Linked DNA regions of Mus musculus: regions 1, 2 and 4 are each linked to region 3. A link is a loop called in an ENCODE intact Hi-C map of the cell type or tissue named here. Cell type or tissue: left cerebral cortex. All regions are shown on one strand. Each heading gives the region's core, and the rest is flanking DNA. Links, peaks and the distances in the headings are about the cores only.

The links. Peaks named below come from ENCODE experiments on the same cell type or tissue, not always from the same donor. Only the 100,000 strongest peaks of a DNase experiment are listed, where the experiment ranks them.
Region 1: it touches region 3 in a loop (5-fold over the local background); 2 of 42 quality-filtered maps call a loop at or near these places.
Region 2: a loop joins it to region 3, with 2.8 times the contacts of the local background. A loop is called at or near these places in 3 of 42 quality-filtered maps.
Region 4: it touches region 3 in a loop (2.6-fold over the local background); 3 of 42 quality-filtered maps call a loop at or near these places.

The regions. Positions count from the first base shown.
Region 1 is chr2:4,067,989-4,076,207 of GRCm38, forward strand. It overlaps a transcript of Frmd4a not described here. Among named protein-coding and RNA genes, the nearest start is that of Gm52545, 40 kb to the left of the region's middle. In left cerebral cortex, for the core only: no CTCF peak of the experiment used is centred there; DNase peaks (open chromatin) are centred at 4,047 and 4,874; H3K27ac peaks cover 1,123 bases.
Region 2 is chr2:4,031,937-4,040,155 of GRCm38, forward strand. It overlaps a transcript of Frmd4a not described here. Among named protein-coding and RNA genes, the nearest start is that of Gm52545, 4.1 kb to the left of the region's middle. In left cerebral cortex, for the core only: no CTCF peak of the experiment used is centred there; DNase peaks (open chromatin) are centred at 4,453, 4,864 and 6,300; H3K27ac peaks cover 1,261 bases.
Region 3 is chr2:4,149,675-4,157,893 of GRCm38, forward strand. It overlaps Frmd4a (FERM domain containing 4A), which reads left to right and starts at 3,189. Exons shown (of 23, transcript NM_172475.3): 1 at 3,189-3,436. The coding sequence starts at 3,404. In left cerebral cortex, for the core only: no CTCF peak of the experiment used is centred there; DNase peaks (open chromatin) are centred at 3,283, 3,854 and 4,793; H3K4me3 peaks cover 2,222 bases; H3K27ac peaks cover 1,833 bases.
Region 4 is chr2:4,056,216-4,064,434 of GRCm38, forward strand. It overlaps a transcript of Frmd4a not described here. Among named protein-coding and RNA genes, the nearest start is that of Gm52545, 28 kb to the left of the region's middle. In left cerebral cortex, for the core only: no CTCF peak of the experiment used is centred there; DNase peaks (open chromatin) are centred at 3,464, 4,629 and 5,590; H3K27ac peaks cover 2,572 bases.

The DNA.
Region 1 (8,219 bases), core at 1,283-6,282, 82 kb before region 3:
CATATTAACTACAAAATGCATTTTATACACATCGACTTACCCTCAGATTCCTGGTATTCCCCAGAGAGTGATAAAAGGATATAATTTATAATAGTGTAATTAACTTTTGACTATATTTGCAATTCGATTTCTTGAAGTCTCTTCACTGTTAGGAAAAATTAAGGTGGTTAAATGAATGTGTACTCTGAAGTTTGAAAATATGAATTTTTCCAGCTTCATTTATTTTTTCTTTCATGAATATATTGGATTTATATCATTAATCTCTGGAGAAGCGTTTTCACACAAATTTTTCTGCTTTATGCTTTTCTGAGGATTAGCACACATGCAGAGCATAGCACACTTCATGAGCTCCTAGCATCAAATGAAACAGAAATAAGATTCTTTCATTTGGTATTTCAATTCTATTTTACCAAAAACGATTACTAATAATCTTCAGGCACCTTTCCAAATTATTTCTGACTTTGGGGAAAAGCCCTTGAGGGATAAACAGTGACTCTCAGCTGGGGACTATTTTATCCACTCTTCTTCCCCCAACCAGGAACATTTTTTTGTTATCTGGAGAGATGTGGGGTCATCAGAATTCACAGGAGTGATTGCTATTGACCTCTAGTCAACAAAGATCAAAGATATCACTAAGCATCTCTCAGCAAGGCAGGGGAGATGGCTCAGTTGGCAAAAGTATTACCCTGCAAGCATCAGGACCTGTGTCTGATCTCTAGGACCACCCCCCCATCACACACACACACACACACACACACACACACTAAAAGACAACTACAGAGATACATTCCTGTGATCTCATCATTGGGATGATAGACAGGCATCAAGAAACCTTGTGTCAAAGGTAGATGGTATCTGAAGAACAATATGGGCTTTCCTCCACAAGAAACACACACATACATGCACATGTATACACACAAACTCACACAGATACACAGACAGACACTCAGACACACACACATACACACCACAAATCCTAACCAAACTCTCCTAGACAAAGAATTCACTGGTCCAGCATGTCCATTTGTCAAGACTGAAACACCCAAACTCAACAACAAGTTCCACTGACTATCTCCAGATACGTATAACAATTTTATGGTTGTTTAAGTTCCTTTTCTTCCAAGATTTGACTCCTTTGCTGTAGATGGCAGGTGAGGCTTCTGGCTAAGTTCCTGGTTTGTCTGTATAGGTATGTATGTTTGAGTACATTAGCATCTACTTCTATACATTCCTCTCCCCAGCCCCAAGCTGCTGCCACTGTGCTGGGCGACACTTGATCACTCTTAGTGACTTTATGATATAAGGTCCATTGTAAATCATGAGTGCATAAGTTCAGATACCCAGAACTCAAGTAAATAAGCCACACATATGCTGCCACTATGTAGTCCCTTGAGACATCCAGACCAAATCCAAATCTGTGAGTTCCAGGTTCAATGAGAAACCCTACTAGATAGTAATTAAGGAAGATACCTTACAACTGACATGTGCATATACCTACATTGACACATCCATGCAACAGACTTATGTGTGCACATCACACACACACATACATACATATACACAAATTATTCTAGAAGTAATGGGTTCTCAGTATAGCACAAATCCCAGGGTATTTGACAAATATCTATAGATACGTCAAGGGTAAAAAAACCAAACCAAGCAAAAACTTTCTTGCATACAGCCAAAGATAACACATTACTCAACTTAATTGGGTACTTTTTAAAACTAAGAGCACTGAATAAGAGGGTTTAAAATAACCATGATAATAAAAATGAACACATTTTGTTATAATTATGCTACCCTTTGAAACTCTAAAATCAAGGCATGGCAGGGTTCTTATTATATGAAACTATGTGTCAGGGATATAAAGATTTTCATGTGGATTAGTTCTTCTGGTTCTTACCAACAGCTCAGAAAGAACTACTGCTTTTGATCTGTTTTAGAGGTGAAGACATTGATGACCTGGAGACATTAAATGCCTCACCCAAAGACTGATTCAGTTCTGAGTTCTTTATCAAGTGCTTGTGTGCTGCACCACAATGAGTTAGGAATGCATGAGGTCAGGATCAGCCACCCAGTCCCATAAAGCAAACCTAGATTGACATCCTTTATGGGGCTGACGTCTTTCCCAGAATGTGCACATACCGTTTCTTCTGTTCATAAACTTGACATCTACACTTGACATCCAAGACATCAGTGCCAATGTCAGTCAGCGCCTTCAGTCTGGAAGCTTCAGATCTTTCTCTGAGTCTCCCTGAGATCTCCTGTGGATATCAAATCAGGGACATGACTTCACAGATTGAACGTGCACTACCTCTGACCTTTAGTAAGGTCTCCAATAGGGTGGGGCAGCTAAAAGACCACTACATGATAGGCACTTGAAAATTCCTACACTTGAGCTACGCCACACCCTAATCTTACTGAGTTTATTACAAAATTAAATTTTCTTTGTGTGTGAGTGTGTGTGAGTGTGTGTGTGTTTGTGTGTGAGTGTGTGTGTATGTGTGTTTGTGTGTGTATGTGTGTGTATGTGTGAGAGTGTATGTGTGTGAGTGTGAGTGTGTATATACATGTGTGTATGTGTGTGTGAGTGTGTGTGTATGTGTGTGTATATGTGTGTGTATGTGCGTGTGTATGTGTGTGTGTATGTGTATATCTGTGTGTGTATGTGTGAATGTGTGTGTGTGTATGTGTGTATGTGTGTGTGTGTATGTGTGTGTGTGTGTGTATGGGTACTGGTGCATGTGTGCATGGATGCATGTGCACATACATGTGGAAACCAAGAGGCAACATTAGGCATCATCTTACTTGTATTTTGAGACAGGTTTCTCACAGGTCTGGAACTTCCCAAAGCAGCTAGACTGCCTGGCCAGTGAGCTTGCCCGCCTAGTACAGGGATTACAATTATATGCTACCATTAAAAGAATTTTCTACCCCATGTGTGCATTTACACACATGCACATGTGGAGGTCAGAAGGCAATGTGTGGAAGTTAGTTCTCTCCTTCCACCATGTTGGTTTCAGGAGTCAAACTTGGGTCTTCAGGATTGATAGTAAGCACCTTCACCTTCTACTAACCCATCAGATCAGCCCCGTGCCTAGCCTTTTAAAGATGGGGGTTCTGGAGACTGACCTCAGCTCTGCATGCTTGCAGTGAAAGCATTTCACCAGATGATCTATTTTCTCGTTCCTAGAAAAATGACATTTGAAGCTAGCTTAACTTCTAAAATCTCACCCAAAGTTGTACCATGCATGGTTAGGTTATTTTACCTCTGAGGTTCAAAGTGACATTCCACTAAGGAATGCCTGCTCGGCTTCAGGTACAAAGGGTGAAAGGCTACTCGTCCCAGTGGTCACAGACAGTGGCTGCTGAAAACGTTCACGGGCTGCAAGGGACAAACTTGTCTTCCAGCACTCAGATTGGACAGATAGATGGATCTCAGTAATAAATGATCAGTTGCTTTGTGAGTTACTTCATGTGTCAGATGAAAGAAAAATGAAGTGAACAGGAATATGGAATTGCAGTATTTGTTTAAATGCTCTCTAGGGATTCCTGATATTCAGGTGAAAATAGCATTATAACAAATTAAAAGTGAAACCACATAATTTTTAATAGTACATTGATACGAGTACATGGTATGATCTTTGAAATATGCAAGGTAATTGTTAAATACCCTCTGATTGAATTAATTTACTGTTTTGGATAAGTAGGTCACGAACTATGGTCCAGTTATACATAATTTATAACACATGGACTTTAAAAAGTAATGATTATTTCAGAGGGAAATTAATCAGTGATGACTTGGAATCTTCAGCCTGCTCATTTCCTCCCTGCTTCAGGGGCTCTGGTATCCATGGGAAGCTGCAATCAAAGGAATGGCAGAATTATACAGTGCAGTGGCTGTGCTCTGTTCTGCAGAGTGGGAAGGGCTGGGATGTGCCCAGGGATTCTGGGCAGTTGCTTCATCTCGGCTCACTTGCTCCATCTTTGAACTGGGCATAGTAATAATTACCAGCTTCACAGGAGGACAGAGTGGATTAATGAGCTAATCTTGTAAAGCGCTTGGCAGGTAAGACGTTCTTGAGCGATGCTATGATTGTGCTCATTAGTTTTCCTTGACACTCTGGGAGTGAGTCTTAGCAAGGAGACGTGTAATTAATGCCACTGCTCTCCGTGGTTAGCACAGTGCCTGCTCATAGGAGGGAAGGGCGCAGTACTTCTTCAGCCCATTGCTTTCTTTGAGAACCACTGAATGTGGGCTCCCCAGCATCTGCACACCCCAAATGCCTTCCTCTCAGTTGCCCTTACTGACAATGGAGCAGGCTACAGGAATCTCTGAATCTGGGATCCTACTGTGGGTAACAAACACCCCATTAGGCATCTTCCTGAACCAACAAGTAGCTGTTCATGGGGCGGGGGGGGGGGGGACGACCATGTCCAAGAAAGCCCGAGGCAACTGTGGACTCAGCTAACCTCCTGATGGTGGGTGAAGGTGATGTACAATGAATAGCTTTAATATTCCAAAGCACATGAAATGGATGCACCTGTTTTTAAAAATAATCAGTTCATGCAACAAAGGACGGAATTTGGGGAGCTTCCTAGCAGCAACAGCTTGGTATAGGACTGGCATGCATCATCAGAATGTTATGCCATCTCCTGAGGGTAGACATTAGTTTCTTGCTTTCTAGAGTCAAGTCAAACCTGAACTTACATCTCTGTCTCCGTTGATGCCACCACCGAGAAGTAGCACAAGAGGTCCCTTCCATGGCCCCACTGTTGTGAAACACATTTCCAAGCTCGGATCACAAAGATGCAAAGCTTGAGGAACAGCTGTGCTGGTCTGTTTACACCCCCTCCCCACCCCCGCGCCTGCTCTGATGGACGGAATGGGAGCAGCACTGTGCTGGTTTAATGGCTTGACCTCCCAACGTCTCTGATGAATTCAGTATGCATCCTTGTTTGATTTATTTGTGAAAGAAATGGTTCTGCTAAGACAGGAAGGCCTTCTCATTGCAATGTAGGGCTCACCCAAGGCTCTAATCAGCTGGTACCATCTCCTGAACACCCCGTCCCCTCAAAGCCACCTAGAGCTCTATGATGCTATGCCTGTAATTTTTCTCCATCCCTGAACTCACCACAAACTCTTCAAATGAGTCTGCAAAGATTCTCATTTCAAATTCCCCCAGCTCCTCACCATCCAAGAAGCCTTTGTGTGCCTTTAAGTTCTGTGCTTTGGCTAGAATCTGGGTGTGGAGACTGGGTTGAAGGCAATGTGGCCAAGCAAGGGCAGTCAGCTCCTGCCTCTGCCTTGCTGCTCTCCACTGTCCTCAACAACCATGCACCTCACCCCAAGCTCGGAACCATTTTTTTTTTTTTTTTACATAAAGCTGTATGCTTTAAATTTTCATTTGTTCATTTATGTTTTTGCATGGGAACACATGTTCTATGCTGCATGTCTATGTGGAGGTCAGACGCCAATGTCTGGAAACATTCTCACCTTCTATCGTGTGGGTCTTGGGTATCAAGGTCAGGTTGTTAAGCTTGGTGGCAAGCCCTTTTACAGGCTGAGCTATTTAGCCATAAGCACTGAATTTTTAGTGTCACATATAACAGCATCATAAATATATATTCTGCATATATTGTATGTGTGCACACACACACACACACACACACAGGCTCATATCCATGAGAATGGCAGTGGACAGCATTGGGTATCCTGCTCTACTACCCTCTCCCACATTCCTCTGAGGAGGAGTCTGCCATTCCATCTGGATGTCTGCCTGATCCTCCATCTTCTGCCCTTCACAACACAGGTTATGGGCTTTTCACATGGCTGATAGGATCCAAGCTCGGGTCCTCGTGCCTGCACAGCAATTGCTCTTCCACGTGGAGCCATCTCTCTAACCCAAATTAGTATTTTAAAGAAACCGGATTCAGAGAATATGGGTGGCAGCCCTGTCCCAGAGTTAGTGTTTGGAGCCAAGAGAAGAGATTATCAGGCAAGGCCATGGAAAGCTATATGTCAACCCAGTTTTCACATAGAAATTTGGAGAAAGACACAGACGGGCATATGATATGGTCTACACTTTGTGCTTTGACACCTAAGCATTAACTGTCTCCCAGACTCTTCATACTTATGAATCAAGGATTAATCCTCGAATGTTGCAATTGAATTAAGGAAGAGGAAGTGGGTACAAGGAAGCTAAAGAGAGATGGAAGGGCTGGAGGGGAAGGAAGGGGTACAGGGGATGGAGGGGATGAAGTGGTAGAGGAGTTTGCTCAGTTGGTAAAACATAAGCAAAAGGACCTGAGTTTGGCTCCTAAGAACCCATTTTAAAAAGTCAGGCACAGTGACATGGACTTGGAATTCTATTGCTGTCAAGGATCCTGGAGTTTGCTGGCCAGCCTAGCTTACTTGAGGATTCCTAAGCTAGTCAGAGTTCCCGTCTCAAAAAACCTGAGGTAGATGGAGCCTGAGGATTGACACTCATGGGCATCTTCTGGCTTCCATATGCACGGGCACAGACATAAGCACACCACACATAAGCAAGCATGCTCATGCGCAGTTAGAGGCTGAGGGAAGCTGAGAGCAAGGAAATGGGGAAAGCAAAGAAGCATGAGGGTATGGCGGGGAAAACAGTGTTTCTTTCTTCTTCACAGTGGTCTCTGGTTGGTTATCAACCACTTTGAGAGCTGTGACAGGTGTGTGTGTGTGTGTGTGCTTGTGAATCTCATTTGATAAAATATTCTCAAAAATGCTAGAGTATTAAAATACCTTTACTTACTCTATGTTGATGTTAGGAACCACATAAGTAGCCCCTGCTTGTAACTGTCAGGTTGCAGATGAAGAGGACGCATCTGTATAAGTTACTTAAGGTCTCACACCCAAGTACTGGCAGAGATGAACTAGGGTAGCAGTTATTATTAACTAGGCTGCCATTTTAGAGCTCAGGACCTCTTGACTAAGTGATGCCTTTTTCAGGACACTGAGGGCTGAAGTGTGCCAAGTCACAGTGGGATGGGGTTGCAGTGCGACTTCCTACTGTTTGGAAGGGCAATGGCACAAGAGGGGTGCTGCTTCTCTGACAGTTTGCTCTGTGACACAGGTGGCAGCTTTGATTTGAGTCACCGGAAGGGAAGAGGTGGTGTTAGGGCTATAGGTGGTCAGGTCATCTTCAGTTCAGGGCTACCTGGATGGGGGCAGTCTGATAATCAGTTTTATAGCAAGATTGACCCTGAGCACATACCATAATAGCATTGTTTAATTATTTCCAGGCCACTGGTGAGAAAAAAAAAAAAAGCAATCACTGAACTAGGATTTGCTTAACGGCTGCAGAAATTCCAAGCGTCAGGCGTGTGCTTAGCAGGACCTGGAGACAGCTCTCCCCTCAGAACTCAAAGCCGCTTTTGCTTCTTTTCCTTTTCCTTTTCCCTCTAGGAGATGGATAGGGTTTGATCCCCTGAACCACCAGGGAAGGAAAAGGGAAAGAGAGAGGGAGAAAGGAAGAGAGGAAGGAGAGGGAGGAAGTATAAAATTGAGGAAGGGAAAGGCATCAATGAGACACCACAATGACTTTTGGTGCTTGCTGACAATCTGATGATCTGTGTTCGATCCCTGGAACCTGTGCAGTGGGAGGAAAGAATTAACTTCTTCAAAATTGTCCTCTGGCCTCCACATTTATACCTGTGGCATGTGCACATACAAATGTACACATATCCATCCATACATCCATACATTCATCCATACACACAGACACATACATACATACATGCATACACATGTACCTAAACAAATGAAAGAAGAAACTTAGCCAGAAAAACACAGAAAAAAATAAAAACCCACAGAAGTCCATGTTGTCATGGTTAAAATCCAAGGACTTAGAAGCCAGAGTGCTTGGTTGGAATTCTTGTTGCTATTTGGTGTAATCTAAATTTAATCTTGACTAGTCCTGTATCTTACTTTCTTCATCTGTAAAATGGGTCTTCTAATGGGGGCCTGTCTTATTGGATGATGTTAATGAAGATAATATCATACAGCATCAAGAGCTGTACCTGATATATTGTATCTCTTACCGCTCTATGTGCACTTACTATTTTTATTAAGATTGTAAATTAATCTCAAATAGAGGGGTGTAATCACGTGTCATGTTTGGGTGAAAGAATACGGTCATAGTCCTAGATTCTTCTAGGCAAATTAAACATGGCACGTGTATGTGCCA
Region 2 (8,219 bases), core at 1,693-6,692, 120 kb before region 3:
CTTACAGTGTCTGATCTGTAGGCTTCCTCATTCAAACCTAAGGAGGGAGAGAGTAGAAGCAATGAATTCCATTTCTTCAGTTCAAGTGATAGAGAGTCCTGCCAAGGGACTTTTTGTGATCCCATCACATGGTAGAGGCAGAAAGACAAGAGGCCAAGACTACTAAACGTACCCTTTTAGAAAGACATCAATCTCCCTCATGGCCTATACCATATCAAACAGGTCTATTAATATAGTTACAGTGACATACATTTCAATATGATTTTTTGGAAGAGACAAACTTTCTGACAAGCAGTTGTCTTCATTTTGTACTGAGAGGGGTGGAATGACCATGCTTAGCTTAGCTGTGCCAGTGTCTGCTGTTGTGGTAGAAATGGGCTCATTCCAACAATCAGATTTGAAAGCAGAAAGTGGTATCAGTGTAGACAGCCTGTGGTGTCTGTGGTTGAAAGAACAGCCCATGTAGAAGAACTACATGGAGAAAAGGAGGTTAGTGTATGGGTAATGAATTTATTAAGAACAAGGACTATGACTCCTTCACCATTTATCTTGGTTCAGCACTTAGTTGAATGCCTACATATATAGCACATGCTCAGAACATTTTTCATGTGAATGAAGATGCCTTGGAAGAGATTCTATTAGAACTCCATGGTACAGACCAGGTGATAGGGTATACAAAGAGTTTCAGCAGAAGTAAATATCCACAGACATCGTGTGTGTGTGTGTGTGTGTGTGTGTGTGTGTGTGTGTGTGTGTGTATACACATGGTACTTATGGCTATTATATCTATTGCTAATAATGATATATATAGAGAAGACAGAGGTTACTACTAGTTCCTTCCTCCACCTCTTCTCCACTTTAGATTTTGAGATGGGGATCTCTCACTAAACCTGGATCTTGCTTATTTTGGCTAGACTGACTGGCCAGCCATCCCTGGTATTTACCTGTCTCAAACCCCAATGTTAGGGCTACAGGTGTGTGCCAGCTTTGCCTAGCTTTTCATGTAGATGCTGGGGATCCAAACTCATGTCCTTGTGATTATGTGGAAAGCATTTTACCCACTGAGTTGACTCCCCAGATCTTTACTCTTATATTCTTGTCTTTCTAGTACCTTATCATATGTGCCTTTCTGTTTAAGCTAATTAGAGTAGGTTCTGTTGTCTGAAGCCAAGGATTCTAAAAACCTCCTCTGCAGCTTTCATGGAAATAAGGCAAGAAGTCAGCCATCAGTCTAGTCTCATTGCAAAGAGGAAGCATGCTAATGACTACTGTGTAGACAACCAAGACCACAATCTCTGGGTAAATGCAGGCATAGTAGGAATGCAAATAAATAGGACAGACGAGAGAGACACTTTTTATTCTTCATTCAGGACATTTGCTTCTCCCAGAGAAAGCCCAGAATACTCAAATATAGTCATTATTCTGTGAAAGTTGGTCCTGTAAAGAGTATGAAGCTTAGACTATCTTAATCTCTTACTGCTGCAGACTTCACCACAGGCATGTCCACTGTCCAGATACCAGCATAACAGAATAGTTAGAATGTGATGAGGAAATAAAGAGCAAGCCATGATTTAAAAATGAGTATTTTTAATTATGGTCATATACACAAAAAGTAATATCAGAAAGATTTTGAAACTTTATGTAGATATCCAGCATACACATGTGCAGTCTAAATCATGAAGTGTGAATATCATTACTTGAAAGTTCCTTTTTTTTTTAGGTTTATAAATGAAAACACCTTTATGGCTAAAATGTTCTTAAATATAAATAAAAACATAATAAAAATGAGCTTACCCCCCATGCCAGGTTTTAGTTTCTTGTATCCTTCCAGAGACTCCCTGGGCATATGTGATCTCTTTCCTTGTCACTCCCTACAGCTCAATCACATTCTTTACAAAGGCTGTACAGGTTTTGTTACTTGGATGACTCATAATATATTTAATAGTCCCTCACTGATGGGTACTTAGGCTAGTTTAATACATTACCATTACAAACTACTCTACGGTGATGCTCGTACACGTGCAGGCATCTTTGTGCAAGTGGCTGGCACATGGCATGGCACAAAATTCTAGGTGGGGAAGGATAGATCAAGACAATATCTCCTCACATTTTTATAAATATTATACAATTACTTCAATGGCACCCTGCCAATCATTCTCTCTCTCTCTCTCTCTCTCTCTCTCTCTCTCTCTCTCTCTCTCTCATTTCAACTTCGGAAGCTTGAGTTCAGTAAGATCCAGTTCATAGGGGCTGGTTGCAGGGAGATGGAGTGTAAGAAGTAAGGTAGTCTCTAAAGGGTATTTATAATCTTACTGTATAAACAATTACAGCATTAAATGTCTACAAAATTCAAGTGGCAAATGAGCTGAGAATATCAATTGCACATCTGCCGCATCTCAAAGGCAGATGGCCTTTTAATTTTATATCCCAAGAATTACACCCAAATTTCATTCCTCTCCCCAGAACGCTTCCTCACTCTTTTTACTTTCACACTTTTCAAATATCACGTGCATTTTAACATAAACTGCCACAAAACTATCTTGTATCTCCCACTGTAAAGACATCAAGAACTGATTGACATTTAACCCATGGACCCATAAAAAAAAAGACTATAAGGCACCATCTCTGTTGTCAGGGACCTTACAATCTAGGTTGAGAAATCAACATTTAAAACCAAGTGGTGATATGCCAGAGGAAGGGGAACAAGTGTTCTGCTGTATAATTTAACTATCCACACTTGGAAAGACAAAGAAGGGAGAGATTGTTTTTCATAAGAGCGGCTGTCAGAGATGCTTAGGAGACAGATGGGTGTTGGCTTGGGCTGGGGCACAAGAAAAAGAAAGGCAGGAAGAAAGAAAGGAGGAGCAAATGAGGTTGAGTAGTATATAGGCTGGAGGGAGAGTGGATGAGATTGTGTACCTATGGGAGGGAACAGTGGGACCATGGAACAAAAGACCCTGCTTGGGATGAGTAACAGGAGGTGACCAGGAGCCATTACAGCCTACTGATGAGGGCATCCAATGAAAGATGGTCTGTACTGTGTTCAGGATATTCCTGCAGAACCAAACTGGCTCAGATCTGGTCACATGCGCACAGCAACAGGAGTTACAATTGACATTTTAGTGTCACCCGCGTGTAATATGGTCCTTATGGTTAAAGCTTTGTGAATTTACCTAAATATATTGAGTTCCCAGAGGTTATCAAGGCTGTCTGCCCAACAAGCATTGTTTGAAGGAAGACTTGGGTCATGGTGGGAGTCATCCAACAAGGGGATGAGTGTGCAGGTTCCCAGGTCTGTGGCCACAGAGGGCTGTACTTGTAGTGATTGGTAGAGAGGAACACTGCTGGTAGAACTCAGGCTTAGAGATATGTAAGGACAAGAAAGGAAAATCTATGTATTACTCATTGTACCCAGTCTCGTACTGAGTACCAAAGGGGAGCAGAGCACTGTCCAAGACAGTATTCCATCCAGGGACCTTCAATGTGGGCTGGCTGAGAGCATAAAGAAGAAAGGACAAGGACAAGTAATGAGAAACCAATGAGAGATGGGCAGAAATGCTATGGAGATTCAAAGAGGAGCTCTTGGATGACAGGGGAACCAGGATAATTAAGTATTGGACCTCTCTCGAGGGGGTATTAGAGCCCAGGTTACAGTGTTGAGAAGAGTAGAAGGAACATGTATGAAAACCAGAGCACAATAAATTCCCTTTTGTCTTTGTGTAGTCTTTCATTTTAGTAGGAGGCTGGGTATCAGAGCTCATAGGCCCCATTTGTATACCTGTGAACACGTGTGTGTGTGTGTGTGTGTGTGTGTGTGTGTGTGTGTGTGTGTGTGTGTATGTGTGTGTATGTGTGTGTGTGTGTGTGTGTGTGTGGTGTGTGTTTGTGTGTGTGTGTATGTGTTTGTATGTGTTTGTGTTTGTGTGTGTGTGTGTGTGTGTGTGTGTGTGTGTGTGTGTGTGTGTTACATGTGGAGGCCCAAGGTTAACACCAGTTAGTATCTTCTTCAGTTGTTCTTTACTTTAAAGTCTGACACAATCTCACCCTGAACCTGGACCTTACTGATTCAAATAGGCTGACTAGCTAGCAGGCCACATGGCTCTTCCAATCTCCACTTCCACAGAGCTGTGATTGTGGCCATAGACTTGATATAGCACCATGGGTTCCAGGGGGACATGTCACAATCAGGTTCTAATGGACTCATGGCAAGTGGTTTACTGACTGAGCCATATCTGCAGCTCCAGAACACCCTCTTAGTAAACAGCCACAATGGCGTGGACACACTTCCAATCAATGCCTCCAGTTCTTTGAAGGAGGCAGTAGCTGTTAAACCTGAGACTTAAAAGCAGTGCACGAACTGCTCTGAGATGAAAGACATATACGGAGGGAGAAGCATCTTTGAATTTAAAAAAAGAATTCACTATTTCATATGAAAGCCAGGCTGTCTTTCCCCCTCAATCTGCTTCTGCATAATTTTAGTCTATTTTTCTAATTATGGTAACTGAACAAGAAAAGTCCCAACTGCTGTTCACATTCTTACAACTTCTCCTCAAGGAGAAAAAAAAATAATAACTTGGAAGTCCGTATCTGTGCCAGAGAAAATGGAACAAAGACAGGGTGTTAATTTTCTTTGTGTAAGTTGTCTTTGGCACATTTCTTTCCTTTCCTGCCCAAATAATTTTAAAAAGGAGTATCATTGAAGACCAATTAAAGGGATTTGGATGAGGTTCTGAGTTTGCGGTTGGTATCAATCAATTGTGCAATTTGGCCATCACTAGCCCTTCAAAAATGGCTACATTTAACTGTAGCTGAAGGAATAGAAATGAGATGGAGCCCTCTTTTGTCTGAACAACAGCTTCAAAGGGCTGAAAATGTGGGGGTTTCTTCATTCTTTGAATCAGAGGTTGTCCATTTGGCAAGGAGAAAATGTAGCCAATGTGCCTTGGATTCTTGGCCAGTGAATGCTGGCCCGCTACTTCCAACAACAGAATCATAATGAATCCAATAGAGAGGAAGAAAGGACAGCAGGGCAGGAGATGGGAAACTGGAGTTCGGACTCTGTGAGGGAGTACTGCGACTGAAAACACAAGCAGCCATATCCTTCGGTGTGCCTGTATCACCAGTCCTGTTGAGACCAGTCCCCTGGCATTTCTCTAGAGCTCGCTGGGGACGCCAACGGATGGTGTTAGACAACACTGTTGATGGAGGCTTCCCAATCCCCACTCCTTATTTCTGAAAGTCCCTAGTACAGCTGACTGCCTGTCTTTCAAGTTATCACCTTGCAAAAGGACTACTTCTTGGTTTTCTCTCTAGTTTTCTCTTGTGGTTAGCAAATTGGAGCGGTGTTCAGTGGGAGAGAGGGGGCTCTTCCTTCAGGTCAATGTAAAGCCTTGTTTCTGGGGTGTCTATAAGACACAACAGAGATTATGTATCTGTGCATTCTTTTTTAAGCTTATTTCTGGAGAGTGTATTCCCACCGAGGACCCTCCTCCTGATTGGCTGGTAGATCACCCTGCAAGTTTCTGTTCCATTATGATATGTTGACTTCACCCTTGAATATTATTTCTGACTTATCCTTGGGCTCAAATTAGGAGCTTTCTGATATTTATCATGTTCCTGGTGACAGTGGAATGCAAAAAATAAACAAAAAACACAATGTAGCAAAGAGAAGTATGAAAAGTCAGACACCAAGAATAAAAGAAAACACAGCCATTCAAGACCAGCTAAAGGGGATTTGAATGGGAGGCTCAGAGTCTGCAGTTTGTACAAATCAATAGTGCAATTTGACCATCAATAGACTTTGAAAGGCTCTTCCAAAATGGTTGCATTTAACTGTAGCTGAGGGTTAGAAATGAACTCCAGTGAAGAGTCCTCCTTTGTTTAAAAGCCTGAGCTTCAGATGACTGGGAAGTGGTTTTCCCCTTCAATGTTCAAACCAATGTTTGTCGATTAGCAGTGTGTACTGGTGACAGAGAAGAGTAAAAACATCTTCCCTCAAGCAACACTCTGTTTCAAGTGGTTTCCATTTTCTTGGACCCTGTGTCAGATAGGGATTAGAATCTTCTTAAAACCCAAAACAAATATCTTTATATAGTTATGAATTTCCTAAATTCTCAATCATTTTCTCAGGATCCCCCTTTCCTTCATATCCCAACCCCCTCCTCAGCACATACACATTTCTACAGGCTGAGAGTTTCAGATATATGAAATAAGCTGTAGCTTTTGGTTGGTGGTTGAATCATGTCACATTTTTCAAGAGCTGGATGAATGTAAGGTGAGAAACATGAACACTACTCCTCAGGCAGAGCCTCCCTGGGTGTTTGCTTAGTCACAAGCTCTTCTCTCCATCTTTTCTTATAGCAAGTACAGTTTCCTATAGCAGCCTGGTTTGAACTGTGGCTTAAATGCTAGACCAAACTTCTTTAGCCCTTTTCCATGTAGAAAATACACAGCACATTGTACAGAAGGCCCTTGTCTATAGTTCTTAATATTCATGGTTGCTTAAGCATTTCCTTCATTTACCATCAAAGCCATGCAGGAAGATGAAGAAGTTAACTCAGAGCACAGCAGAGGCAGGGGCGAGGCCCTACCCAGCTAGCTTATCCTCTGTGCTTAACAGTGGCAAGCAGATATCTGAGTTCTTTTGCAATGTTAAAAAAAGAACTATGTTTGCTGTCTCCTAAGAATGAAAGGGCTGGGGTCATGGGATGGTGATTGATAGGATAATCAAAAAGAAACCTGGAGCAAATGACTGGATTGATATGCAAAATAAAAGACTGGGCTTATGATCTGCAAGAGATGAGCTATCCAGAGAAATTTTTAGAATACCAAGAGAGAACTGCTTGGAGAACTGTCTCAAGCAGGAGAGAGAGAGAGAGAGAGAGAGAGAGAGAGAGAGAGAGAGAGAGAGAGAGTCTGGAAAGCTGTCTCAAGCAGAAATAGGTCACCATCAGCTTGGACCCATGATTTGACCTCAAGTCATTTGTTTAATAACTCTCTAAGCCAAGGCTGGTCCTTGACAGGCCCAAGTATTGATACACCAGTATCCCTTTGCCCCTGGGTGAGAGCAGCCATTGGAGAATTTATTCTCAGGAACATATTCTTTCTATTTGTGGTGTGCTTGTGAGGAAAGATAGCTCTTCTGGTAGACAACAGAGTTCTCAGACAGAGAAACTCTCAGTCAACAGCACAGTTGGGAAGGGACCCAGCGGTCTTTTCTCACTGTCCCAGTGAGCAGATGCATCCACTCTGAGCTTGGTCAACCATTCCTTCAGTGAACACCCAGAATGGCACATAGGTAACAGCATGAGAGAATGGGAAATGAGGTTGCACCTTATGAGATAAAAATATGCTACCTATAGATGCCAAGAATGAAACCATACATTTTACCAAATGACATCCCCTAAGGTCATAATCCTTAGCGAGATGCTAAGCAGTCAAAGCCAGATGGACACAGTGACCCTCCAGTGATGGAAATGCTCATGGAGCAAAAGTCTACAGTGAACAGCAAGGGAGTGGAGACTGTGTGGGAAAGATAAGGCTGCTGTGCCTGGATGGGGAGAATATAAAACAGCATAGCTGCAAAGGAAGAAAGCATGTCAAGTCCTAAAAACCAAAAACCAAACCAATCCACAACATCCACAAAAAGTTTAAAAATAAAATCCTTGTAATATCCAACAATTCTGCGATGGAGATTGGGAGCAGATCTTAGGAGCTTCCTGGGCATTTTTCTAACAGCATTCCAACAACAGGCAGAAGATGGAAACTGCCTAGGCTCCCATCACTGGTGCGTGTATAAACCTGTGTCACGTGCATGCAATGGAATATTTCCTATGAAAAGGATAGATCTGACATATGCCAAAATATGGACAAACCTTAAGGACATTATGCTATGTGAAATGAGCCACTCACAAAAATATAAATATTATACAATTCTACTTACATAAGGTGTATCTGATAATAAAATTAAGAGAGAGAGAAAAAGTTGAATGATGGCTATAAGGGCTAGAGGTTAATTGGGATCAGAGAAGGAAAAAGCTATTGGAATTCTGATCCCTCCACTTCTCATTTGTAAGTCTTAAATTCCCTTATCTCAGGTATAATAGATGTCCTGGTGTCTGCTGATGCAGCCCAACACAGTTGAATTCACTGGCTGCCCATTAGCACCACCTCCAATGCTAGGACCCCAAACATTTTAAAGAGGAAAGTTTTATGGATTA
Region 3 (8,219 bases), core at 1,385-6,384:
GAGACACTCAGTACGGTGCCTGGCACAGTGTTTCATGGTCACCATCGGAAGTAGGGGCCTCAGCAGCAGTGCTAGGTCAAGCTCTGCTTTACTGTTTCAGGTCCTTTACATTCCTGGGTTCCATATTCATTCTCTGCAACCTCACAGACCACAGGGAAAACATGCAAAGTGGAAGCTAAGGAAATATCTCCATGACTAAATGCTCTCTGTGTAGCATGAGAACCCAAGTCCTTAATACCCATAGAAAAAATGTAAGAACTCCAGGGACCCGTGGGTGAGATTGCAAGTCCAGAGTTAGAGGCTGCCTGGGCTTGCTGGCCAACCAAGTAGCCTGACAAATGAGCTCGAGGTTATCTGCGAGAACCTGTCTCAAAAATTAAGGTGGGGAAGGACAGAGGAAGACACAACATCAGCCTCTTGCCTTCTCACAACATGCACACATACACCTATGAAAGAGTGGGAAAGACACATGGCAAACAACCCCAAGTTCCAGGAACTTCGAGTTTGAGAAGTTGAACATAAGCAACCCCAAGAGTTATGCCCCTCTTGGAGGTGCTATATATAGGATCTTCAAAATTCCTTCCCAGAATCCCTTCCTCTGGCTTTGGTGGGCTGTTCTGGTTCCAAAAACCCATGCTTGGAGTCTGTCAGACACCAAGCAGCCCAAAACAGGATCAGTGTAACTTTTTTTGTAAGCCCTGACACAGTTCTGCTGTGTCCTACCCACTTAGGAACACTTGGAGAGAGGCAGAGTAACAGGGAGCAGTTGTGCCCCGGCTAAAAGGTCAAGGAGCAAACACTGTGTATGTCTGCAAGTGGTGGTGAGGGGTTCTGGGATCAGGACAGGTGTGAAACAAAGCAAAATGTTCTAGAGCATCCATCTAGGGCCTAGAAGCAAGTCATGGATGTAGCTTGTTGTAGTCACAGAGAAGCCAACACAGTGAAAGTCTGTGTGGCACACAGAGTGAGTGAGAGCATCTCCACAGGGAAGACAGGAAGGTCTGCCAGACAGGAAGGGAGGTAGGGGGTGAGCACCGGGCTCTTCCTTGAATAATGGAGATCGAGCTTCTCCCATGACACCCCCAAAGTAAGGCCCGTGGACACGTAGAGGATAGGTATGGAGAGGAGAGCGGAGTAGAATGAGGGATGGAGATGAGGGAACAGAATTCTTTGGAGACAAGCCACTTTAAGTCTCCTGAGAGAGAGCTGACAGTGAATGTCCGGGAAGGAGAAATGTCTCACAGGCAGCAGCCCTTGAAGTCAAGAGGAGGTCACACGAGCACATCGCATACATAATCACTGTGCCAGTGTCATGGGCACAGAGTGAGGTCACGGGGACGGGGGACGGGGGGGGGGGGGTGTTGCATCCGCCACAAGGTTGTGGACCAGGCCTTAGGCTACACTGTTCCCACTGTGTCCTTAGGAACTTGAAGGGGTCTGACCCAGCAGACAGCAGGTGCATTGTAGCTATTTGATGAATGACTGAAAAAAAAATTGTAGGAGACTCCAAATACTTGGATACTGAATAAGACCAACTAAGATAGTTGTGAAGGGAATACGGTCTGGAAGCCACCCCAAGGTGACAGGAATCTTTTATATCAGGACATGGGCTTATTCTCCGTGTATCTGGATGATTTGCTGGTATGGTGAGAGTCTGGACAATGAGATGAGCACTTGGCTCAGGGAGAATGTAATTTCAGCCTGATACATAAAGTTGAATGGAGATGCATTGAGCATAGAGAACTCCAGTGCAGGCGGAGAGGTCAGTCAGGAGTCGAGAGAGTTCCTTAGCCCATGGTTTTGAGAACTAGTGGAGGAAAAGTGGATTAATACATGGTTGAGGGTGTAGTGAAGGAAGACTGAGTAAGAAGGTCCACCTGCAGCTTCATCTTGGAGCTGTGTTGGGAGTCGGGTATAAGAGAAGCAGGTAAAAAGAGGGACAGGTCCCATTCCAGGGACAAGAGACAGATGGCGGTAGGTGTAAATGCCATAGGTCAGCTCACGTCTGCTGTGTGCATCAAATGTATGTATGAATATGCCCTCAAGCTCTTGCAAAGACATGGGTGTTCTTAGGTATGGTGACACACTCATTCATGGAGGGGCAGGTTTTGAATTCTTACCACACAGATAACCCTTCAAGCTGAAGGAAGTACATCTGTTCAGGTTCATTCCATTCCAGTTCATTCCATTACACTCCTCTTTGGTATGTTTCTTCCATTGTCTGCTTTTTCCAAGTTGCTGGCAATACTAAATGAGATACCTAGTTTTGGCAGTATAATACACACACACATACATATGCACAAACATACACACAAACACCACATGCACACAAAATCCCCCATTATGCCATAGACACCCATTTATACATATATACACAGACAGGCATGTACACATAATCTCCATTATGCCATACATACTATATACACACTACACTACACACACCATCCACACACGCTACACTTACACACAAGTCCTCATAACACACATACGCAAGGAACCCCCATTACAAATCAAACATACTATACATACATACTACCCACATTATGCACATACACATACACACACACAACTCCTTATAGCACATACCCACACATACATAGCTCCCAAATAACACACACACACACACACACACTGTTTAATGCTCAGCCTCTCTGGAATAGAATCCATACATTTGATTTTGAAAGTTTTCTGGAGAAGGTGTGTCCAAACATCTGATCAAACATCAAAAATTCCAGTTCCCTGTCCAGATGTTGTGTCTACACTGGGTTTAACAAATGGTTATTTTGAAATATGTAAGTGACACGATTTTTTTTTCTGCTTTCTGCATATGGACCAGAAAACCATCTGAATAATGGTGTCAACTGATTCCATTCAGGATCCCCCTTTCTAATGAAAGACGAATAGATGGATGGATCTACTCTCTCACTCCTGAGAGAGCACGCTGCCTAGTGAAGCCGAGAGGCTGGGAGCGCCAGGCAGCAGCAGTTCTGTTTGCCTCTTCTGTTTTGGGTGAGCTGCCCTGTAGTTTGTTCAGACCACTTTTCTTGGCTCAAATACAATACCTAAGACAGAGATCATTTGTCAAGTGAGCACGGTACACTGAGAGCTGTAGGCAGATTATGGAAAGAGAGAGGGAGGAGAGAGAGGGAGGAGAGAGCACCGGAGAGAAGAAAGAGGGGGAAGAGGGCGAGGAGTGGAGCAGACTTCTCCCCGTACATCCTTTCTCGGGCACCTCAGGCACCAAGAATTCAAGTTAGACTGCTCGCGGTGCAGAGGCGCCACCCGCGAGAGGGGAGCCACTGGAGGCTCCAGGCATGGCTCTTTTCATGTGGGATGCTTAAGGACTGCAACACAGACAGAGTAACTTGCAGAGAAGAGAAACTGGCATGAGGATTCCGCCAAAATGGAAGGGCTCCTATCTCCGATGAGAACCAAGGTAAGGGGGACTAAACCCTGGTTTCTTTGCGCGCTCCTTGGTGGTTTAGGGAAGGCTCACTGAAAAGGAAGATTATACTAGCTTTTGTCTCGTTTCGGAACTAGGCTGGCGAATGCAACTGGACCTCTCAAAGAATAGCTTTGCCTCCAAGGCAGAGCTACTACAATCAGTGAAAAGGGGAAGGGGGCGGGGGGCCATCTGTCAGCGTGGACAATGGGAATCTTAGTAAATGAGTTTGCCTCTCGGTTGATTAGACAGCCATATTTTAGCAGGATTTCCAATCATTCTTGCTTTGGGACCGGAGCTGCCCTCCAGCTGTTGGTGTGCTTGCAGGAAGTACGGATTTCTCTGGCTGCGCTGATGTTTCGCAGGATGAGTCCCGCTTTTAAGGCAAAGAGCATGCCCAGCTTTCACTGGAACATCCTCTGGGCTCCTCCTCCGGTTCAGAGCGGAGGATGGGGAAGCCTCTCTATTGAAAGTAGGTTAATGCATTCTGGAGAGCGTTTTGTTCTCAGAAAACTCGCCGACCTGAACAAGAGATTTCAGGGCAGCGCTAATCAAACACACCTTGAACTTGTTCCGGAAGCCTATAGAAAAAAGCTCCAGGAGACTGATCCCAACCTCGTGGACATTTTTCTCCTTGGTTGGAGTTTGCTTTTTACTTGAAAAGGACTGCCTTGTACATGGACTTTCCCAAGGAAAGCTCAGATGAAGAAAGGGCTACTGAATTCATGCATAACTTTGAACAGAGGCTGAAAGTTTTAAATAACGCTAGCAATATTATTTTTCTTAATTGATTAATTTTAAAATTTAGGAGGCAAATAGCTCTTTAAACATATAACAGTGGTGAAATCAATAGGATCAGGCTTTTATTTAACTCGTTTCTTTGATGTTCAGCTAGGGTTAAAAAACAAATAGAGCCTTTTGTCAAGGAAGTGGTCTTGGTTGTTTTCTTGTTGTTTTGTTTTTGTTTGTTGTTGTTATTGTTGTCTGCCCCTTCTAGTTAAGGGGCATGACTGTGACACTTTGAGACAACATTGGAATGTTGGGACATGCATGAAAGCACCACAGCATGTGGGGGTGGACATTCTGCTGGGTTCACCCGTCCTTTGATAATCACCCTTCATTAGAAGGACAGCCCCAGTGACAGTTGCTACAAAGCTTCTGATTCCAGCCCCTTGGCTGGCTAGCTGAGAGATCTCCTTGGAGACCTGTGTGGTGGCCTGTTGTTCTCTCCTCCCCAGGTGATGTCAGGTTGCTTGCAGGCAGTGTCTTCCAAATGTTCTTCTCTGGAGGTAGCAGGCAGAGAGCATACAGTTTTCACAGCTGCAGAGAAAATGGCAAATGCAGTTGGCTTCTCTCTCTTTATTGACAAGCTGAGATCCGAATGCTTGGTGGAATGGCTGTGGAATCTGTTCATTTGGCCAGCTCCTGAAATCACTGCTGCAGACAAACTGTACTCTCCTAGCGGTTCTTGCTGAGGCTGACTATGTCTAGCAATCTGAGCATATAACCCCATACAAGTCCAACTCGCACGGACTTCAAGGGGAGTTCCCTATGGAAATGAGATATACCCAGACACTCCACAAATCAAGCAATGGGCCCATTAAAATGGCATGCTAAAGTATCCAGGAGAAATGGACATCTGTGGGTCAGATTGCGCATGTACTATGTTTACTGGCTGAGTTCTCATCATGGTTGGTTCTTTGACCATCACGTCATCTAGTACACATTGAGATTAGAGGCTCAGGTCCTTCCAAAGTTCAAACCTGATATTACTACACACCAAATGGACTCTGGTTCTGACCCTTCCGTTGCCAGGTTACAAGGGATTTGCCCCTGTGCTTGAATTGCTTCTGTGATTTCCTTTTTAATCTCTTTTATTTCTGACTCTGGAAATTGATATCTCCCTATTTGAAATTTCAGCGTACATTTGAATTTGGTAACCTACAATAAGTCCTGCCAGCTCAGGGAATGAGACCTGACTGCATAAGGATCAAGAACAAAATCCCACTCCTGAGCCTCATCTTCAGTCTCTGAATTGCTGAGTTGTGTGTTGTTGAAATGAGCCAGCGATTTTAATTTGCCAGAGTCTGACAATACTGGTGATCTCTTGCCTTTCTTAAACTTTGATCACACTATGCCCTATTAAGTCTACTCTGGAATGTTTTTTCATGTTGATGAGGATTTAGCTCGAAATGTCTGATTTCCTAGTATCATGGTTGGGCAGACAAAGGACACTTCCTTCAGCAAAATTTTGGTGTGTTATGGTTACTTAATAACTAACTGACAATTTAAAGCAAGTGTTGAGATAAACTGGACATCATGCAGTAATTTCATTGTGCCATGTAATAGACTTAACCAGTCTAAATCATAGGTGCTTAATGCATTTTCATCTTGGGATTTGCATAATTGGCACATAAATATGCATGAGGTTCACTGGAAGGGGCCAAATAGAATGGGCAAAATGGTCAGGCATGCTGAAATTAAGGCTATTTCCAGGAGGACACCTGAGCTTGCTCTGTCTCCTGGGTGGGTGGTCACACTTGACATACCTAGAAACAGACAGGGTGACAGCTGGCTTCCTCTAATAACAGTGTATTGTGAGCCACCCAGGTTTTAAACACAGCTCTGGCCTGTGGCTAGATACTTGGGCTCACTGTTCATGCTTCCTTTTGGATACTATAAACCAGTGGTTCTCGATCTTCCTAATGTTGCCACCCTTTAAAGTAGTCAACATGAAAGTTGCCACCCTTCATGTTGTGGGGACCCCAACCATAAAATTATTTTCATTGCTACTCCATAACTAATTTTGCTCCTCTTATGAATCATAATATAAACATCTGATATGCATGATATCTAGTATGTAACCCCTGTGAAGGGTCATTCAACCCCCCAAAGGGGTTGAGACCCACAGGTTGAGAGCCACTGCTATAAACCAAGCTAGGAAAGTCATTAGGCTGTTGGTTGTATTTTTGACTGTCCCCCTAGCAGGTGATGGCTGGGGCATGGGATACAGGAGCACAGCAAATGATGCTTGTAGAGGCAAGATGGAAAGAAAGAAGGGAAAGATGCTGATTGGATTTCGACTCTTAGGAGGGCAAATAGAAATAATGCTATTCTTTGTTGCCATTGTGTTGCTTGTAAATGTCTCTCTTCAATTCCATTCTTCACCTTCCAACCTCCTCTGTTCTCCTCAGTCTCCTGAGTATTGATTGCATCCAGTGAATGAGGCAAGGGCAGCAGCCTCCTGTTTTCAGTTTCTTGGGGTTCCTCTCTTCCTACTGTGAAATTTTCAGCAAGAACTGGGGGAAGGCAAGGAAATCCAGCCAAGCCTGGCTGTTATGAATGCAAGGAGACAACTGTAGAATGGGGGCAAGATGAAGAAGGAGGGGTGTCGGGAGAGGAGGAGAGAGGAGTTGGGGAAGACAGAAGAAGGGAAGGGGAGATAGGAAAGAACTGGTATGGAGAGGGGAGACAACAGGAAGTAAAGGTAGGGAACCTGAGAGGGGAGGTGCAGGAGGAAAGTGAAACCAGGAAGGGGGAGGAGAAAAGAGAGTAAACAGAAAAGAGAGGGTAGGAAAGAGGAGAGGGGTGGAGTGGGAGGAGGATGGAATAATTGGCCAGACTCCATTACAGCTGTGCTTTGTTAAATGTTTATGAAGTAAAGAAAACACAGGTCCACAGTAACCTCTCTAGAAAAGGTGGACATTGACTTTTAAAGCTTCACAACTATTTCATGTGCTAATTGAAGTTTTTAAGAATACTCACCACACTGCTGTCTTTAATATCTCTTCTGGTTCACAATTACCTACATCCCCAGGGACAGTACATTTTGATGTGTCTGGACCTGTCTTAATTCTGCCTCCAAGACATAAAGACATTGCATCATTTTGTGAATTAAAGTCACTTTAAAAAAAAGGGGGGGGGGGGAATGGCTTCTGGTTTGTGGCATCAAATAACTTTCTAAAGAATATCCTCTGAGAAGAATGGTCTTTCTGATAAAAGGGATACTTAAAAGGATGGGAGGCTGATCTTTTAAAGGAAACTGTCTAAGGGGCTGAGGATATAACTTAGTGGTAGAGAGAGCTTGTGCAGAATGATCAGGGTTCAATCCCTGCAGTGAAACTTGCTGCACGGGAGCTGTCTATAACTCTTCCCCTCAACTCATATTGCAATTTTGGAACTGCATTAAAAATATAGATGTAAGATGGTAAACAATTTTTAAAAAGTCAAAAAAGTGCAATCACTCTGTGGATATTTAGATTAATTATCAGAGAGTGTCTAAAATACATGAAGTCACTTCAAATTTTGTAAACCTGCTTGAATCTTTACCAGGCATCCATGGACCATACTTCCTTAAGTGATCTATTGTATTCCTCTCACTTGATTTATCAATTCCGACAAACTGTTAGACCCCATGAACCAGAAAACTTAAAAAGCATGTCTTAGCCTGTGCAGAGCAAAGCTAAGGAGGCCGTGGCAGATGCTTTCAGCTGTAGTAACCAGGACTTCGCATAAGATTATGGCGAGCTAATGACAGCCTGGGTTTCATCTTAATGAGGACTCAAATTAAAGAGGACTCCCTAGAGCTGGAGAATGACAGGTCCAGATGAAATACAAGGAAATATTTGTTAATAGAAAAATATTACCCTATGAAGTGTTGAAACAGTCTTGAAAATAGAGGCGTCTGAGGCAGGCCAGGAAAGATCCTACCCAAGAACATATAATCCTATGTGACACGCCTGGGAGAGCTGAGGCAGACATTCTGTGTTTTTATGGT
Region 4 (8,219 bases), core at 1,355-6,354, 93 kb before region 3:
CCGAAATTGTATTCATTTGCTATCCTGTCATAATAAAGCACAACAGGCTAAATCTAAATTCACGTGTCCCTTCCCTGGAGAATAAGAGTCTGAGATCACAGTGGCAACAGGGTTGATAGTCTTCTAAGCCCTGTCCTTGTCTTACTGAAAGCTATCCTCCTGCACGGTCTTCAGAAGGACCTCCCTATACAGTCCCCTCGGATCTGTTTTCTTCCTCTTTAATTGAAATCTGTCAGATTGGATTAGAACCCATTCTGTACCCTCACTTTACCTTGTCACCTCCATCACCTCTTTAAAGGCTATGTGGTGAGGTGGGGGAGCTAGGGCCTCAGCATATAAAAAAATTTGTAACTCAATTGTTCTCAAATGAACAATGAGAGTTGCCCATGAGCTTTTGCCAAAATTTGCCTCCCTAGTGTCCCTTCGAATCCGTATACCTCAGCGCTTTGAAAGACTTCTGTAGGAACAATGTGTGGTTGGACAGGAAATGAGAATGGGTTGAATAGATTCCAGAGCAAAACCCATGAGCTGTTGAGTCAGTGAGATCTGTTTGGACTTGACAGTGGTGCTTGATTTTCACAAACTGATGGTTGCAAATGTTTATATACAAATCAGTGGTGTGATGCTTTTACCTTTCGTGGGGCTGAGTGAGGAGGAATTTCATAGTGTGTACAGCTAAGGTCAGAGTGACAAAAAGCCACATTCACAGGAGGGGGAATCACTTTGATGCTTTTCTACCAAGCTGAAGTTCCAGGAGGGTGGCTTGCTACCTCCCTGTCCTTGTCTTCCTTCCTGATACCCTGAACCATCCATCCCCAGCCTGTACTGCCCTGCTGAATGCTACTCAAGTTAGATTACACAATTGCTCTTTGCCATAACCACCATCACATCCATCCGTGTATGATGGACAGGTGTGGGATCGATCAGAAAGAAAGAGCACAGGGGAGATTAACTTATTCTCCCACTGACTGCTCAGGTGAGAGCGAACAGTCTTCATTCTGTGGATCTCAGTTTGGACCCATTCAATACATTTGACATGGGTAGGATGGACATGGTGCATAGTGGTTATGGACATAGGACTGAGCTGGACTAGAAGACAATGGCATCTTTAATAAGTTTTTGACCTTCAGTTTCTTTAAAGTGGGATAATTAAGAGATGCTCCTCTATATAAGCTTTGGAGATGCAAACCAGATGCTTATGCTTGCATGACAGGTACCTTCCATCTCAGCCATCTCACCAGCCCTGGATATCTTCATAAAGAAGCCAGTCTGTGTGATTCTGTTATAGCAGCACAACATAGACTGAGACAATATAACTTGGGTTGAGTGTGCTCCACACTCTCTGAACACCTATGGATCAGTGTGAGCAAGGTCACTGCAGTGGTTTCTAAGCTAAGTGGTTAGAACACCCTGAAATTGTCTCTGCCTCAGTTAGCTGCCTTGGAGAAAAGAAATGGCTGTGATTTCCTCCATCGATGAACAAGGAAACCAAGCACCACACAGAAGAGGAAGGACAGACCTGAAGTCACCGTGAGATAGGAGGAAGAAACCCATATGTTTCTTCCTAAAAATACAAGATTAAAAAGAAAAAGGTAAAAAGATTATAGGCCTGCTGTCCCAGCTCTGGTTTCTTTGTAACATTTGTCAGACAAGAAGAAATTGATTGCTTCATTAGACCAGAGCGAGCTCTAGGAGGGAAGGCCGTGCTGCCTGCTTTACATGATCAACTGCAAAATTCAAGATCCCATTCAACCTCCAGCCAGAGCAACCACAGCTGTAGCTCCACTGAACCCATGGGATTTTGCTTCAGTTCAAAGGAAAAATAAAGGAAAGGCTAACCTTGTGTATTCTAAGAAATGATAATTAGAGATAGGCTTCTAGCAGTGTGGAGTGGGGTAGATGGCTTAGTTGGTGAAATAGTTACTAAACACAAGGACTTCAGTTTGATTTCCAAAACATCACATACACACACACATACACTCACACACACACACACACACACAAACACAAACACACACACACACAAATGCACATACTTAGACACACTCACACACACAAACACACGTACTCACACACATACATACACACATATTCAGACATACACATGTGCACATACACACACATACTCAGAAACACACACTCACACACTCACACACTCATACACACACACCCATACACACATATACACACATGCTCTGACACACACACTCATACACTACTCACACTCACACACTCACACACACACACACACACACACACGGTGGCAGGATGCACTTATAATACAAGGCCATCACTAGCAGACAAGTGGGTTCCTGGAGTTTGTTGGGTTTGCCTTGAAAGTTAAGTGTCTCCTATTGGCTTATGTGTTTGAAATGTTGGTCCTCAGCTGGTTGTGCTGTTTGGAGAGGCTACGGAACCTAGGAACCTAGCAGTAAGGCTTTGGTACGGTGGATCTTGAATGTCAAAGGCTTGATCCAGGTCTGGTTCCTGCCAAGTTCTCTGCTTTCTGATCACACACTCTCAGCCATCTTTTCTTCCCCACCATGATGGACTGTATCCCCCTTAAGCCTCAAGCCAGAACAAATCCTTCCTGTCTTAATTGTCTCTCTCTGTCAGGCATTTTGCCACATTAGTGAGAAACATAGCCAATACAATGGTCACCTGTTACATTCCCACAAAGGCAGGTTTAAGTGAAGGGCACTCCTTAGGTTTAGTTCCCAAGCGACCTAAGAATTAGAACCCAACATGGCCAATCCCTGCCTTTGAGAGGACTTGAAACTCAGAGCCCCGATGTTTTGCAAGTGCAGGATGCCAGAGAAAGAGTGCTAAACATTATAAGGAGCCCCACTTCTGGAAGCTGGGTCTCCAGGCCAGGTCAGCCGTTGCTAACTGTGGACCAGAGCAATTGAGGACAATTTAAAAAAGGAAAAAAGCAAGTCACAGTGTCTGACCTTCAGCTGCTGTACTCATAACTAAAGCACACTGGTGGTAGAGGGAGCTCAGGTCACTGGGAGAATGGAACCTTGAGGAGGCAGGCAGGGGATTCCTTAGCTCCCATATCTCTGGGTCTCGATAGACTTAGGGCCCCTGTCTAAGCAGGCAGTGAGCTTAAGAGGCTATGTGAGCATCTTCAGACTCTTGACACCAGAGAGAAAAGGCCAAGGGGCATATGAGGGAGAAGGTAAAGAAGGTGGGGGAAGGGCTTACCTCCTTGTCCTCATTTGCTGTGGGGTTTCTCCTCTCTGTCTCTTCTCTCTGTGTTTCTCTATTTCTGAGTGTATCTGTCTGTCTGTCTGTCTTCTCCTCCTCTCTCTCAGAAGCTGACTTCCTTGCATAAGGGTGTCTGGCTAAATATTCACCATGGTTATCTGGAAGAACATAAGCAACAGACTCCAAATGAGGAGATTTGTAACCTTGGCTCATGCAATTGGGAGTTAGCATTTCAATGCATGAACTGAGTTTGGAAAAGCACACACTCAGTCCAAGGCATTCTCCATCTCTCCCAGATAAGCAGCAATAGCTGTCTATAAGCTGGAGAGGTAGAGATGGGGATTTGAATTGTTCTAAAAAGCTGTATGCCTCAAACAAGGAATTACAATGATGCAGCCATAATCAAAAACAGAACATCTGGATGCTGTCTGGATCCATTGCTATGAGCCAGGATGAGCAGCTGGAATGCTCTGTATCCACACCATAGGCCACAGTGGCAGCAACAGTACCTGCATTTATGTGGCAAGGGTGGGGCTTGTGTGCACCAACTGGCTTTCTCCTTCCCCACCTGCATTTAACTCAGGTCTCCGACCCAGTGGGCCATGCTGCCCACAGTAAAGGCAGGCCACTGTGTTCTTAGCTCCTCTCTCACACACCATTCTTCTCTGCAGAAGCCTCCACAGACACACCCAGAAGAGTGTCTTACTAATTATAGACATCTCTCAGTTCTCACAAGTTGGCCATCAAGATTAAGGTCACAGGTGGCTGTAGCAAAGTGCGACAAATGGGACACCTTAAATAGTGTGGCTATTTCTCATCATTCTAGAAATTGTTATGTACAAAAGCAAATCATTGGATGTTCTGGTTGGTGCTCACTTCCTCACATGATGGAAGAGTCAGGGAAGCTCTCTGGTGACCTCTTTTTTAGGGTCATAATCCAAAGACCCCATATTCCAACACAATAGTCTTGGGAAATAAGATTTCAATATAGACTTGAGGGTTGGGCAAGGGGCACGTGAAGTCCAAAGCATCCTCCATCCCTTCCTGACAACCAGGATGGCTTCTCTTGACAATGTCACTTAGCTACATGCTTACTGAGCCCCGACATGGAGGTGCGAGCTTCAGGACAGAACATGACAACAGCTTCGTGCTGCTCACATCAGGAGGGTCAAGAATTAACACTTCAGAGAGGCAGGTGGTAGCCAGAAAGCAAGGCCCTCTGTAGTCTCTTTCTGGCCTTTTCCTTTGGTCTCAGGGATGAGTGTTTATGGCACTGAGGCCAGGCTTTTCCTGTATAATTTTATCCCTCTTTGAACTTTCCAGAGCAGGAACAGAAGCCAGAGGCAGAGGGCCAAAGGGGTGAAATTGTACTCTGAAAAGGGGGCACCGAGTTCCTGCATTGAAAGCCCTCACAACTAGGGCCTCCTCATTAAGAGATTCTAAAGAGAGCCCTCCCTCTCAATAGCTTTCCCAAGAAGCCACTGGAAAGCAAATACTGGGTGGCAGGGTTTGTGCCAAGTGGCTTTTGTGGAGGTCTCAGGGGAGGCTCCTTAAAGGAAGTGTCCAAAGTGAATCACGACTTGGACTGATTGTCAAACTGGTCACATTAGCTTCTCCCTTGTTTGTCTGTGGGTCTCCAGAACTCTCAGGGCCCTGGGATGTCCAGTAAGCTAAAGCTGATCTTCAAGAAACTCGGCAACTTTAGCTTGCACTTTAGAGCCTAGAGTCCTTACACACTAACCAAACATAATACTGTTCTTCATCAGGGGAAAAAATACCCCTATAAGTCCTGTGATTTGGCCAATGTCAGACACAACAGAGTCAAGATAAGAACTAGGTCTCTTCATCTCCTCTGTTCTTCTACAGTTTTAAAGACCAGGAATGGGGCTGGGGAGCTAGCGCAGTGATAGAGACTCCCAGAACCATAAAAATTATAACAATAATAATAACAAGAATGGCAATATAGTAAGACCAGAAGTGGACTCCTGATGGAAAAATTAATTGTACCCAAATTCATAGATATTTGCATTTACCCATTGGCTCATTGTATTGTGGTCTGCTCTGCATAGAATAAAGCCTGAACTTCAAAATAAACCAAAACTGTTTTAACAATGTCAACAGAAATGTAGCATGACCTTATTCTCTGCTCTTGGGAATACTTCGTTCACCCTTCCTTCACTCCCTTTGTTTGTACTGTCTGATGTATTTGCAGGGACTTATTCAAATGGTTGCTGTTATGTTATAGTTTCAGAGGCCCCCACAGGCCCTTGTGTTTGAACACTTGGTCTCCAGCCGGTGGTGGTATTTTGAGAAACTGTGAAACCCTTAGGAGGTAGGATTTAGATATAGGAAGTAGGTCACTAAGGGGGTAGAGTGGTAACAGGCTTGTCCCAGTATAGTCTAGCCCTAGTTCCAGCTCTGGCCCAAGCTTTCTAGTTTTTGGTCCACAGAGCCATACCTTCTTGTGAAAAGTCATGTTCACTGCATTGCTGTGATCTACCATCACAAACCCTGAGCCCAAATAACTCATCTCTCATTATGCCACCTTTTGTCATGCATTCAGTCACAGTGACAAGAAATGACTAATAGGACACCAATCACATGGCCGTTTATGGAAATCCACACAGTGTGTGAACAGTCAGGTTAAAAACCACAGTAGGAATGCTTTTAACTTGTCCAGCAGTGGTGATACACACCTTTAATCCCAGCTCTTGGGAGGCAGAGGCAGGTGGATCTCTGTGATGTGATTCATCCTGGTCTGCAGAAGAAGTTCTAAGATTGTCAATGTTATACAGAAAAGCCATTTCTCAAAAAATAAAACTAAGAACAAACATAAATAAAAGAGAGAGGAGAGAGAGACAGACAGAGAGAGAGAGAGAGAGAGAGAGAGAGAGAGCTTTTTACACCCCAATACATTTCTGTACCATGGAAATACTCCTCTAGCTATTTCAAGTGGATTGATACTATCAGTCTTGATTTGGAGGAACTGAGATGCCAGGCACTCAGGAGGAACTAGATGACCTTGTGGAGACAGGATGGAAGAGACTGGCATGAGCCAGGAGTTAGAGTTAGTACCCGAGTTTTGAAGGTTTGACTAGGACAGGAGGAAACTTAACCAAAGACCTCCTAGAGCAGACCTTCTAGAATGTTCTGAGACACTGAAAAAGAAGCAATGTTAATCTGAAAATTAAAATTCCACTTCTAAGTCCAGGAGCAGAGATAAGACCTGATTCGGGATTCACATGGAAACCCAAAATAGTTCTCCCAAGAGGGGCCTGGGAGAGGAAGTATCCAGTAGCCCCTAAGAACAGCACTGGTGTGCCTTGACCTGCCTGCCTGGCTGATCTGTAGAGGCTGTAGGTGCTACTTAGCATAGAGTTGAGCTGGACAGTATCCCGTTGACACAAATGTATTAATTCTTATGTTTATAAAGTGTGAGACTCTTTGGCCCTTCCTGTCTCCAAGTCCTCCTTGGTTGAGGTTTAAAACCTGTCTTTCCAACCATAGAAAAAGACGTTAGGGATCCCAGTTTCCAGTTTCCAGTTCCCTGGCCTGGTTCACTGAAATCACACCATGCTGGCAATGCAGCAGCCTTTCAAAGTACTGACCATGCCTTTCCTTCTCCCTTTTCCAAGCTTTTGAGTCTTCCACAGCCTCTCTGCTCCTCAGAGTGAACCATGGAATTTAAGGCAAAATAATGGAGTGGAAGGGAGAGTGAGCCATGGAATTCCAAGCCATATATGAAGTGTAAACGCTACTGTGTGACCTGTTTGTCTGTACCTCAGAGTGCTTACAGTTTTGATCTGTAAAACTGATTCCTGCATATCACCCTGACAGTCTATCTTTATGAAATGTTGTCAGTCATAACCAGCAGAGAGACAGAGGACAGACCTCTAAATTCTCCTCCTGAAACCTGCATGTTTCTTATGACTTTCAAAGCTAGTAAGAGCTCAAAGGGGTTTTGTTTGTTTGTTTGTTTGTTTGGGGTTTGTTTGTTTTTTGAGACGGTCTTACTATGTAGCTCTGGCTGTCCTGGAACTCACTGTGAAGACCAGGCCGGCCTGAACTCAACAGTATCTAACTCCCCCCAACCCCCTTGCTGCCCGAGTGCTGGCATTAAAGGCATGTGCCACTATGCCCAACCCAAGGTATTTATTGAATTCCTGGACCATCATAGTTTCTCTATGACATAGTCATAACCTTCAGGCCCATGAACTTTATTGATTAAAGGAGCAGACTCCCTCTCAATTCTTTCCAAAGCAACTGGATTCCTGATTTTGAAAGCAAGGGCTGTTGAGTCACAGTTGCAAGTATTGTATGGAATCTGGGCCTGGAAAAGTCTATGAAAAACTTAAAGTTCACCTCTCCTAAGCTGTTTTAACTTGAAAATGCAATCAGGATTGATGAGAGAGACAGACAGAGAGAGAGAGAGAATCATATTACCAGTTTGTGGGAATTTCTATGCCCACAATAAAATTAATATTTTATTTGAAAAGCTATTTTGTGGAAATTGATGGAAAATAAGTGTCATGACTAATAAACAAAAGTTGAATCATTGAGCAGCGATGAACAGAAAAGGGGGCATCTGTAACCCAGAGAACTAATATTTATTGTATGCATCTTTTCTGGCTACAAAATCAGTTATTTCACCATCCCTAAGACCTGTTTTCTAAAAGCAACAGTATAGAGTTTCAAATATCAAGGTGTCTTTTTGGGTCAAATATTTGTAAGTTACATTGACTTCAAACATTTAAGAGACAGTGAAATTCAAACCCCTTTGTGAAGACTAAGCTTAGAGTGTTCCAGCATGGGTGACCACCTAAAGGAAGAGTAACCAGCGAAAGTCATGTAATATGACTTCAAAGTGTCAACATTGAAATGTCCATGATGGCAAGGGAAATTAGTCACACTTGATCACCTCAAGAAACTGAGAGAAAAGAATGATCTGACTTTCAGAAACGGCAAAGCTGGCCAACAGCAAAAGATAGGTGTGTGTGTGTGCGGGGGGG